3 separate regions of the Homo sapiens genome follow, and regions 1 and 3 are each linked to region 2. Evidence: chromatin contacts called from ENCODE Hi-C data. All regions are on one chromosome and are shown on one strand. Each heading gives the region's core, a stretch centred on a gene start or an enhancer-like site at or near the end of the contact. The rest is flanking DNA. Distances are from core to core; before and after follow the strand shown. Region 1 has its middle 130 kb from the start of OAT. Region 2 overlaps CTBP2 (C-terminal binding protein 2). Region 3 holds the start of CHST15 (carbohydrate sulfotransferase 15).

Region 1 (3,125 bases), core at 395-2,894, 780 kb after region 2:
TGAGACCAGGGCATGTTAGTGGCATCCTGCCAACCTCTCTGTGAATTTAGGTCTCTCAGAATCTCCTTGTAGTAATAATAATTGTTCCGTCCGGCCCTGCCTGGCAGGATTCTAAGCACTTCCATTTCAGAGGAAACGCTGATGTTTCTGCCTGCCCAAGTTGCTATCATCTATTCTTTGGGAATGGCCCCTTAATACTCCCTTGAAGAAAGCACCCTCTTTTCCTCTGAGTGGGGTTGTGTGGTTGACTCCATCTCCTCTACCTCCCTCAAATCATACAGATTGGTTCAGGAATAGGGATGTGGCCCAGCCCAACCAGTGAGACCCAGCCTTGGAAGTTTTGCTGGAAAGAGTTGCTGTTGCTTTGTGGGGGCTGCCAGGCTGGTAGAAGCTAGAATGCTGGGGAGCATGTTTTCCACCTGCTGGAGGATGTCTTCTCGAGAATAGAGCTGACCTAGGGGGAAAGCAGAGTGAGGTGGAGGGAGGTGAGCTCTACCCATCACTGGAACACCTGGATCCAGCTGAGCCTGAAGTAGGATCATGGACTTTTCAGCTTCATGAAACAATGTATTTTCTTTTATGTTTGAGGCTGCTGGTTTGGGTTTCTATCTCTTCTGTCCAGTCATTCAGTCTCCACTGAGAGGCCCCATAGCATGGTGGTTAGGGAAGATCTCAGAACCATGGCCAACTCTGCTACTTACTACCTGTGTGACATTTGGCAAGTTATTCCATCTCTCTGTGCCTCGGTTTTGCAGATTTGATGCTCAAATCTGTGAGGGGCCACCCCAGGGGCTCCTCCTCCCTCTCTGTTCATGCTCCTGTCCCTGAGCAGAGCCCTTTCCTTTCGCATGCAGTTCCAGGCTCCTGCGAGGCCTCGAGCGGTTTCTCATTCAGACCCGGTCCCCTCATCCCTCCCATGCCCACCTCTAAAGCTCCCAGTGAAAACAGAGCTACCGTTCCCTTCCTGCAGGGCAGGGGCCAGGGCACAGCCACCCCCGCAGTCACTGCTAACCTGTTGGGGTTGGCGATGACTTTCTGTCCCAGCGACAGCAGTTGCATTAAAAAAATGAAAACTCGTTTTTAGCACCAAAGTAGTGCATAGACATAGTTTTCTGTTTTGAAAAGTTCAAACAGCATAAAAGGATGTAAAAATAGAAAATACAAGTTTCTCACCTCCTGGCCACCCCAGTCTTATTCCCCAGAGATAACCACAGCTCGCAGTTCCCTGAGTATTTTTGCCGTGCCTCGGCAAAACCATGTGGCTCTGTTTGCTTCTTTCAACTGAAAATAGCCTTTGGAGAGCCTTCATATGGGCGCTTCCGGCTCTGCTGCACGGCTCGCTTGTGTGTGTGTGTTTTCCTTTAAAAACTGTGGTAAAATATGCATAACAAAAAAATGTATCACCGTAACCGTTTTTAAGTGTACCGTTCAGTAGTGCTAAGTACATTCACATCATTATGCAACCAATTTCCAGAACTTTTTCATCTTGCAAAACTGAAATTTTATAACTGTGAAACAACAATTTCCCCTTCCCACCTCCTCCCAGCCCTGACAGCCATCATTTTACTTTCTGTCTCTATGAATTTGACTACCCTAGAGAGCTCATATATGTGAAACTATAGAGTATTTGTCTTTTTGTGGTTGTCTTATTTCACTCAGTAGAGTGTCTTCAAGGTTCATCCGTGTTGTAGCATGTGTCAGAGCTTTCTTCCTTTTTTTTCTTTTTTTTTTTTTCTTGAGACGGAGTTTCGCTCTTGTTGCCCAGGCTGGAGTGCAATGGCACGATCTTGGCTCACCACAACCTCTGTCTCCTGGGTTCAAGCGATTCTCCTACCTCAGCCTCCCGAGTAGCTGGGATTACAGGCATGTGCTACTATGCCCAGCTAATTTTATATTTTTAGTAGAGACGGGGTTTCTCCATGTTGGTCAGGCTGGTCTCAAGCTCCCAACCTCAGGTGATCTGCCCACCTCAGTCTCCCACAGTGCTGGGATTACAGGCGTGAGCCACTGTGCCTGGTGCTTTCTTCCTTTTTAGGGCAGAATAATATTGTATTGTTTGGATATGCCACCTTTTGTTTATCTGTTCATCTGCGGGCGAACATGTGGGTTGCTCCCTCCTTTTGGCTATTGTGAATAGTGCTGCTATGAACATGGGTGGACAAGTAGCTCTTCTAGACCCTGCTTTCAATTCTTGGGTGTGTACCTAGAAGTGGAATTGCTGGATCATATGGTAGTTCTATTTTTAATTTTTGGAGGCACTGCCGTACTGTTTTCCATAGTGGCCACGCCGCTTTACATTCCCACCAGCAGTGGACAAGGGTTCTAATTCCTCCACATCCTTGCCAACGCTTGTTATTTTCTGGTTTTTGATAGTAGCTATAATGATGGGCGTGAGGTAGTATCTCATGTGGTTTTGGTTTGCATTTCCTAAATGGCTAGTCTTGTTTTGCGTGTGTTTTAAAAGATATAATTATGAATATTTTCAATACACTCAAAAGTAGAGATAGAGCCGCCACCCAGATTCAACAGTTAGTAAGATTTTTGCCCTATTTCCTTTCTCTGTCTCCTGAATGATTTCATAGCAAGCCCCAGACACAAGGTCTCATTGCCGCAGAATCCAATGAGCATTTCTAAAACCCTGGATATCTCCTTACACGCCAGCATCACTATCAGCCTAAGTGTTTCTTTGGTATCACTAATATCTAGTCCATAATCAAATCTCCCTGATTGTTTTGAAAATGCATTGTTTCAGTTTTCATAGGGGCCTTCTAGAAGATCTGTGTCTGAGCCCAAAGACTCTTAACTCCATCAATCTTTCGCGAGACAGGTGGCGGGGAGGTTGGGAGCACAGGACACACAGTCAGATCAGATTTAAATCCTGGTTCTGTTGTTGATTGGCTGCTAGGTGGCCTTGGCAAGGTACTTATCCTTTTGAGCCTCAGTTTGTTAACCTGTGCAATGGAGAGAGCCACGGCATCCATGGCCCAGAGATTAAATGCGATAGCATGTGACATGCTTAGCACTGCCTTGGGCACATAATGAGTGTGCAAGACTTGGGAGCTGCTCCTGTCGTTACTATGACTTCAGTGTAATTTTCACAAAGTCTCACTCCCACAGAGAGTTTT
Region 2 (2,806 bases), core at 112-2,611:
CCTAGCCATCGCCATGTTAACAGAAGCTGTGATGTAGGGGCTCATAGCTCACATCCCTCAGCCAAGAGCCACTGGTCACTCAGACGTTGTCCTGGGTGTTAGGACATCAGCCTGAGCATTAGAGGGAGTTCACCATCAAGAAGATGACGGCTTTTTTTTTTTGGCTAGAGTGCCATGGCACAATCAGGGCTCACTGTAACCTCTGCCTTCTGGGCTCAAGCGATCCTCCCACCTCAGCCACCTGGGTAGCTGGGATTACAGGCGCATGCCACCAAGCCAGGCTAATTTTTGTATTTTTCTTAGGACAGGGTTTCGCCATGTTGCCCAGGCTGGTCTCAAGCTATCCTAGGCTCAAGCTATCCGCCCACCTCAGCCTCCCAAAGTGTTGGGATTATAGGTGAGAGTCACCACACCCAGCCGATGATGGCATTTTTCTGATAGACTGGAAAGCCAGCTGAATGAAATAGCTAGAAGAGGACAGTGACCCTCAGCTTCTTCATATGGAGCACGAATGGATGTAAATTTAGTGGGATTTCTTTTCCACTGGGGCTGGCCACAAGAGCTGGCAGTGTGCTCCTACAGTGAGTCCCTCCTCTAACTTTACCTCCCACTTTCTCCCTCCGGCCCCCTTAGCTCTCAGCTCAGAGACCCACAAAAACAAATCCTGGGGAGCTGACTGCGCAGGATGTGGACTTGGTATTTCCCTGATACTGGCATTTGTTAGCCGGATCCTGCCTCTTCCCTTCGCCACCTCGCCTTCCCCAAAGCCCCTGCGGGCTTTGCTCTTCCTTCCCTTTATTTTGCTGAAGTTGACAGTCAGGTATGAGCTGCATTAAAATGTTGACTCATCCTTGGGTTGTTTTCAATTTTTTAAAAAGTGCACATTGAGAAAAGCACAGATTCATGTGTGCAGCACAGGAAATCATCACAAAGAGAACAAGGCTCTTGTTGGGGGCATTTGAGTTCAAGCAGAGTGCCCCAGTTGCAAGACTTCCATTTGGATCTGATGATGGCTGGACCTCCCTGGAAAGACTGGAACCTGAAGAGCCCAGTCAAAGAACAGTCTGTCAAGCAGCCCCTCCGCAACCACAGTTTTTGTGCAGAGTGGTTTGGGGAGCCCATGGAATGGGGACAGTACGATGTATTTTCTAGTGGCAAACATTTCATCATCAAGTGAGAGTTTCTTTGCTGGGCATTTCCTGTTCTGTGTGAAACAGTTGTGGTTACCTGTGGGTGTGTTTCAGATAATCATTAGAGCATATTCTCTGCTCGTTAAGCAGTAAAACCAGTGAGGTGGGGAAGCTTGTGAAACTGAAATCCCAAATATGCAAAACTTGGCAAGAAAGTAGAGAAGAGCCAGACCAGCTCTGAGCTAAGTCACCAAACCAGAAAGGTTTCATTCTTTGTCTTTTCTTCCTCTGTCTTTAACCACAAGCCTTGGGCTGAATCCCCACATCTCACTACACAGTCAGGGAAGCAGGGTCAAGGCTGACTGGGGACACTGGCGTGGCGGGAATGGGTGAAGTCTCCTGGGTGGATAGTCACCTCTCTGCCTTTTTTGAAACTAAACTTCTCTGATTTTTATTTCAAGTTGTCCTGAAGAACATGATTCTAAAACAGATTCAGAGCACGCACTCTGACTATAAATAGAACATAAGGCAAACTTGGACAATGGATTGTGGCACTTTTTTTTCATGTACCTGAAATTCTTAGAGTTGGGGCTCTCTTCCCTTGAGAAGTAGAACTGCTATTCTTCGGAGACCGATGGGTGACCTCAGCATTGTCCTCACCAAGAACGCTGTTTCCCCAGGGATTGCACCCCTCCCACCACAGTTATTTTTCTCTGAAGGCCTGAGTTTGGAAGAAGTACTTGCCTGTTCCCGTAATTATGGAAACCGGAAGGTAACTTACCTGTTTGTGCCTGGCCTAATTCAGATTAGAAAAAGATCAATCCATTGTTGTCTAATGGACAGGGGACAAATGATGAAGAAAACAGAAATAGCCCATAAAATGATAGGGATGTCCCGGCTCCCAGGCAAACTCTGGTGAAAACCGAGGAGACTATGGTGTTCCCTGAGGTATTCACCATCTAACTGTCTTCCACACCATATATATAAGCTGTTTATAAATTCTTTGTCCTGGCCAAAAATACAAAACCTACTGGCAGTGATTTATTTTTTTAATGCATTTTAAATAACTGGATTCCTATGTGGAATTGGAGTTGGATAATTAAATTACGATGGCCTCTAAAGTTGGGGTGCGGGGGGTTGAGGGCTTCAGCAGAGAGCACCCCTGGAAGGTGGCACTGCAGCCTGGGGGTGGGGGAAAACCGTGCCTGATGGAGTTGCTGCAGGGGTCCCTACACGGGGTGTCCACCCTTCTTGCCCAGACACCCTGTGGCTTTGAGAATCGCTGTGACATAGCCACGGGAGAGCTGTGTCTGCTTAATGCTTTTGTTTACTTTGGAAGTTTGTCCTACATGAATGAATTCGCAAAACTTACATTCCCCGTAAAGCTGTCACTGAGAGAAAACACAGCAATAACTCAGGTGATGTAGTTAAACCACCATTGAGTTTGCGCCATCCATGAGCTGATAAATCGTACAGCTTCATTTGGTAGGAATCAGCAATTTTATGTGGCAATTAATTTTTACTACTGTAGGGGAGCCAGAGGATGAGCATTTTACTTCGGTTTTGTGTGTGTTGAGAGAAACTTAACGGTTTTGCCACAGCAAGAAAGGATCGTGCATGAGGCCTTTCGCACGAGTCGACGTGTTTGGGTGTTATCCTGGGGTGTCCTTGCCAGC
Region 3 (2,883 bases), core at 248-2,747, 970 kb after region 2:
CATCTATTGGGAATTGTGAACCCTGCAAAAAGCAGCTCGTTGTATTTTCAGAAATAGGTTTTTGTTTAAAAAAAAAATAAAGAACAAAAATCACTAAGTGGAGTCTATATGGAAAAAGCAATCTAGTCTGAGATTCTAAGGCAAGTCTCTTTGCTGCATTCATCTTTCTTCGCAGATTTTATGTAAGAGGCATTATTTGCAGGAAAACAAGACAGGATTTTAAAGAACTCCCCTCTCATCCCGGTTTCCCATCTGCAGTTATAATCCTCTGATGGTGACCTCTGCATTAGTTGCCATGGGTGCTGAGCAGAAGTTTATGACCTCAGGGTGGACTGTAGCTTCAGGGGGGCGAGATGAAGCCTCCGGCAATAAAGAGATAATGGGGAGAAGCCACTGTCAGGAATGACCCTTCGGTGGCATGTAGTCTACAGTTAACGGAGCACTTTCATTTCCACTTCTGGTTGCTTCGAGGAAGAGGGTGCTGGACTCTGGCCACGGGGACACAGGCCGGCAAGAGACTGCAGATTCTTTTTGTCCCTTGGACCTCAGTTTCCTGAGAGGCTGGGCTTGGTGCTCCAAGCGCCCTCTGAGCGAATCTGCCAGAATTTCATGTGTCTTTTCTTTAACTGATGGCATCTTCAGCCCAGAGTCAGTGGAGTCGGCCACTGGTGCCGCTTTCTTGCCCTCGGGCTGTCCAGGTGGTTCCCTGGGGCAGCCGACTCCAGGCCACTGCGGCAGGCCGTGGCGATCGGGGTCCTGCAGAGCTTTACCTCCCCCGCGGAAGCAAAACACGCCGGGCCAAAGAGCCGGGCCAGCCTTCCCGGGATGCAAAAATACAACAGAGGGCGCCGAACTCACCAGCGCTGTGGCCTTGAATATTAATGTACGGGCTGGCTCCAGACCGCCAAGTTCCTTAAAGATGTCTCTGGCGGCCGGGCGCGGTGGCTTACGCCTGTAATCCCAGCACTTTGGGTTGGGGGGGCGGACGGATCATCTGAGGTCGGGAGTTCGAGACCAGCCTGACCAACATGGAGAAACCCCGTCTGTACTAAAAATATAAAATTAGCCTATTTTGCGTGGTGGCGCATGCCTGTAATCCCGGCTACTCGGGAGGCTGAGGCAGGAGACTCTCTTGAACCCGGGAGGCTGAGGCAGGAGACTCTCTTGAACCCGGGAGGCGGAAGTTGCAGTGAGCCGAGATCGCGCCATTGCATTCCAGCCTGGGCAACAAGAGCGAAACTCTGTCTTTAAAAAAAAGAAGTATCTGGCAAGGTGTCACTGCCAGATTTCAGGGGTTTCGATGTGCTTTTATTTGGAATCACCGCAACACACAAGCAGTGTTGACTCGGAGGGGGAGGGGGCAGGGGCCAAACCCACCGCTCGGCGCACACGCCTTGATCTCACATTCCAGACTGGAGCTGATGTGTGTCAGCGCGACATGGGGCGGGGGGAGGGTTCTCCTCGGATGTTTCATTCGCCGTCTGCACGTCACTCCCAAACTTTTCCTCCCAGCGCTCGGGGAGTCAGGTTGACGCGCCCTGGATGCGGGGCTAGAGGCTCGGGGCTGGGCGCGCTCCCGCGGAGCCGGAGCCGCAGAGGCTCCCGGGCTGGACTCAGGCTTCTCAGGTACAAGTTAGGTGCCAGACGCCGAGGTGGGGTCGGCGAGGAGCGGCGGTAGGAGGTCTGGCCCTGGGCTCGGGGCTCCGGCGCCCCTCCGCGGGTTCGGGCCAGGCAGCGCCGGCGGCGGCCGGGGCTGGGCGTAGGGAGTCCGGGCCGGCGGAGGCGGCGCGCAGCCTCACTCCCCGCGGCGCTCCCGGCGCGGTGGTGGCGGTGGCGGTGGCGGCGGCGGCCCAGGCAGACAATGAACTTGCGAGCTCGACGAGCCGAGGCAGGTTTGGGCCCCGGGCTCCTTGGCCCGGCCTCCCCGAGGCTTCAGCGATCCCCAGCGGGAGGAGTCCCTTCGCCATTGGTCCTGGCCGCGCTCCGGGCGCCCTGCGCGCTTGAGGACCCCGCGGGAAGGGTTACCCAGCGGCGACACACGCCCCCTCCCTCGCAGAGAGGACGCGGCCGGAGCGAGGGGACAGGGGACCGAGCAGTGGCGTGGTGGCGCCGTGGATAGCCGGAGGCCGGCGGGGGGCGCAAGCCGCGTGGAACGCACCGGCGGGCTGTCCGGGAGAAGGAGCCCAGTAGTCGGAATCGGGGCGCCCCTGCACCGCCCAGCTCTGGGAGCCGCAGGCGGGGGACCGACCGACGGACAGACCAGTGCTTTCACGGTGTGAGCGCGCGTCGTTTGGCGGTAGGGGACGGGGATTCCCCCCAGCCTTGCGCTCCGCCCCCACACCCCTATCGCACTTTGGGGAAGTTTCCAGGCGCGGCCCGGGGCAGGTAAGTGGGCATCCGCCACTCTCTCCCCGGTTGCGAGCTCGGATGCGCTTCCAGAACCCTGGCTCTAGCCTTGCGGCGGTTCCGGGCGGGGAGGCCAGAGCTCTCCCGCGCCTAAGCCCGTGGGACCCGGTTCAGGGAAGGGGGATGGCGGGGGCGGGCCTGGGAAGAGATAGGGGAGCGGCTGAGCCCCGAGCGGTGTGAACTTTTGCTCCCCGCCCCCTCCTCCTTCCTCCTCCCCGCCCCGCCCCCACTGCTGTCCCCTCCCTGCGCCCCGCCGCGTCTCGGGAGGCGGCGTGACTCGGGAGTTGCCGGCGCTTCCCGGCGGTGGCGGCGTCTCTGGCCGGCCTTGGTGCGGCGAGCCGAGCGAGGCAGCTCTGAGCCGCGCGGTGAGGCCAGAGGCGGGGAGCCGGGGCTGCGGGGCGGCGAAGCTGGGGAGCCGGATGGCAGCGGCCGGGGCGCGGAGGCGACGCTGGCGGTGGAGATGTAATGCGAGTCTGT

The links. Hi-C counts contacts between places; a loop is a spot of excess contacts on that map. Pooled maps may share reads with other maps.
Region 1: a loop to region 2 is called in a pooled map, with 9 times the contacts of the local background. The contact joins two enhancer-like sites. A Hi-C loop is called at or near these places in 6 of 37 single-sample maps with no recorded cell type and 4 of 50 pooled maps.
Region 3: a map with no recorded cell type shows a loop between it and region 2 (6-fold over the local background). The contact joins the promoter of CHST15 here to the enhancer-like site in region 2. A Hi-C loop is called at or near these places in 1 of 168 maps with a recorded cell type or tissue (GM12878), 11 of 37 single-sample maps with no recorded cell type and 4 of 50 pooled maps.

The regions. Positions count from the first base shown.
Region 1 is chr10:124,284,195-124,287,319 of GRCh38, reverse strand. No RefSeq gene overlaps it. Among named protein-coding and RNA genes, the nearest start is that of OAT, 130 kb to the left of the region's middle. Within about 2 kb of position 1,644, at least 4 of the 41 ENCODE cell types and tissues checked have a DNase peak (open chromatin) inside an H3K27ac peak, as active enhancers do.
Region 2 is chr10:125,063,431-125,066,236 of GRCh38, reverse strand. All of the region lies in intron 2 of CTBP2 (C-terminal binding protein 2), which reads left to right. Among named protein-coding and RNA genes, the nearest start is that of MIR4296, 32 kb to the right of the region's middle. RefSeq lists an enhancer at 2,657-2,806. Within about 2 kb of position 1,361, at least 15 of the 41 ENCODE cell types and tissues checked have a DNase peak (open chromatin) inside an H3K27ac peak, as active enhancers do.
Region 3 is chr10:124,092,212-124,095,094 of GRCh38, reverse strand. It overlaps CHST15 (carbohydrate sulfotransferase 15), which reads left to right and starts at 1,497. Exons shown (of 8, transcript NM_001270764.2): 1 at 1,497-1,626.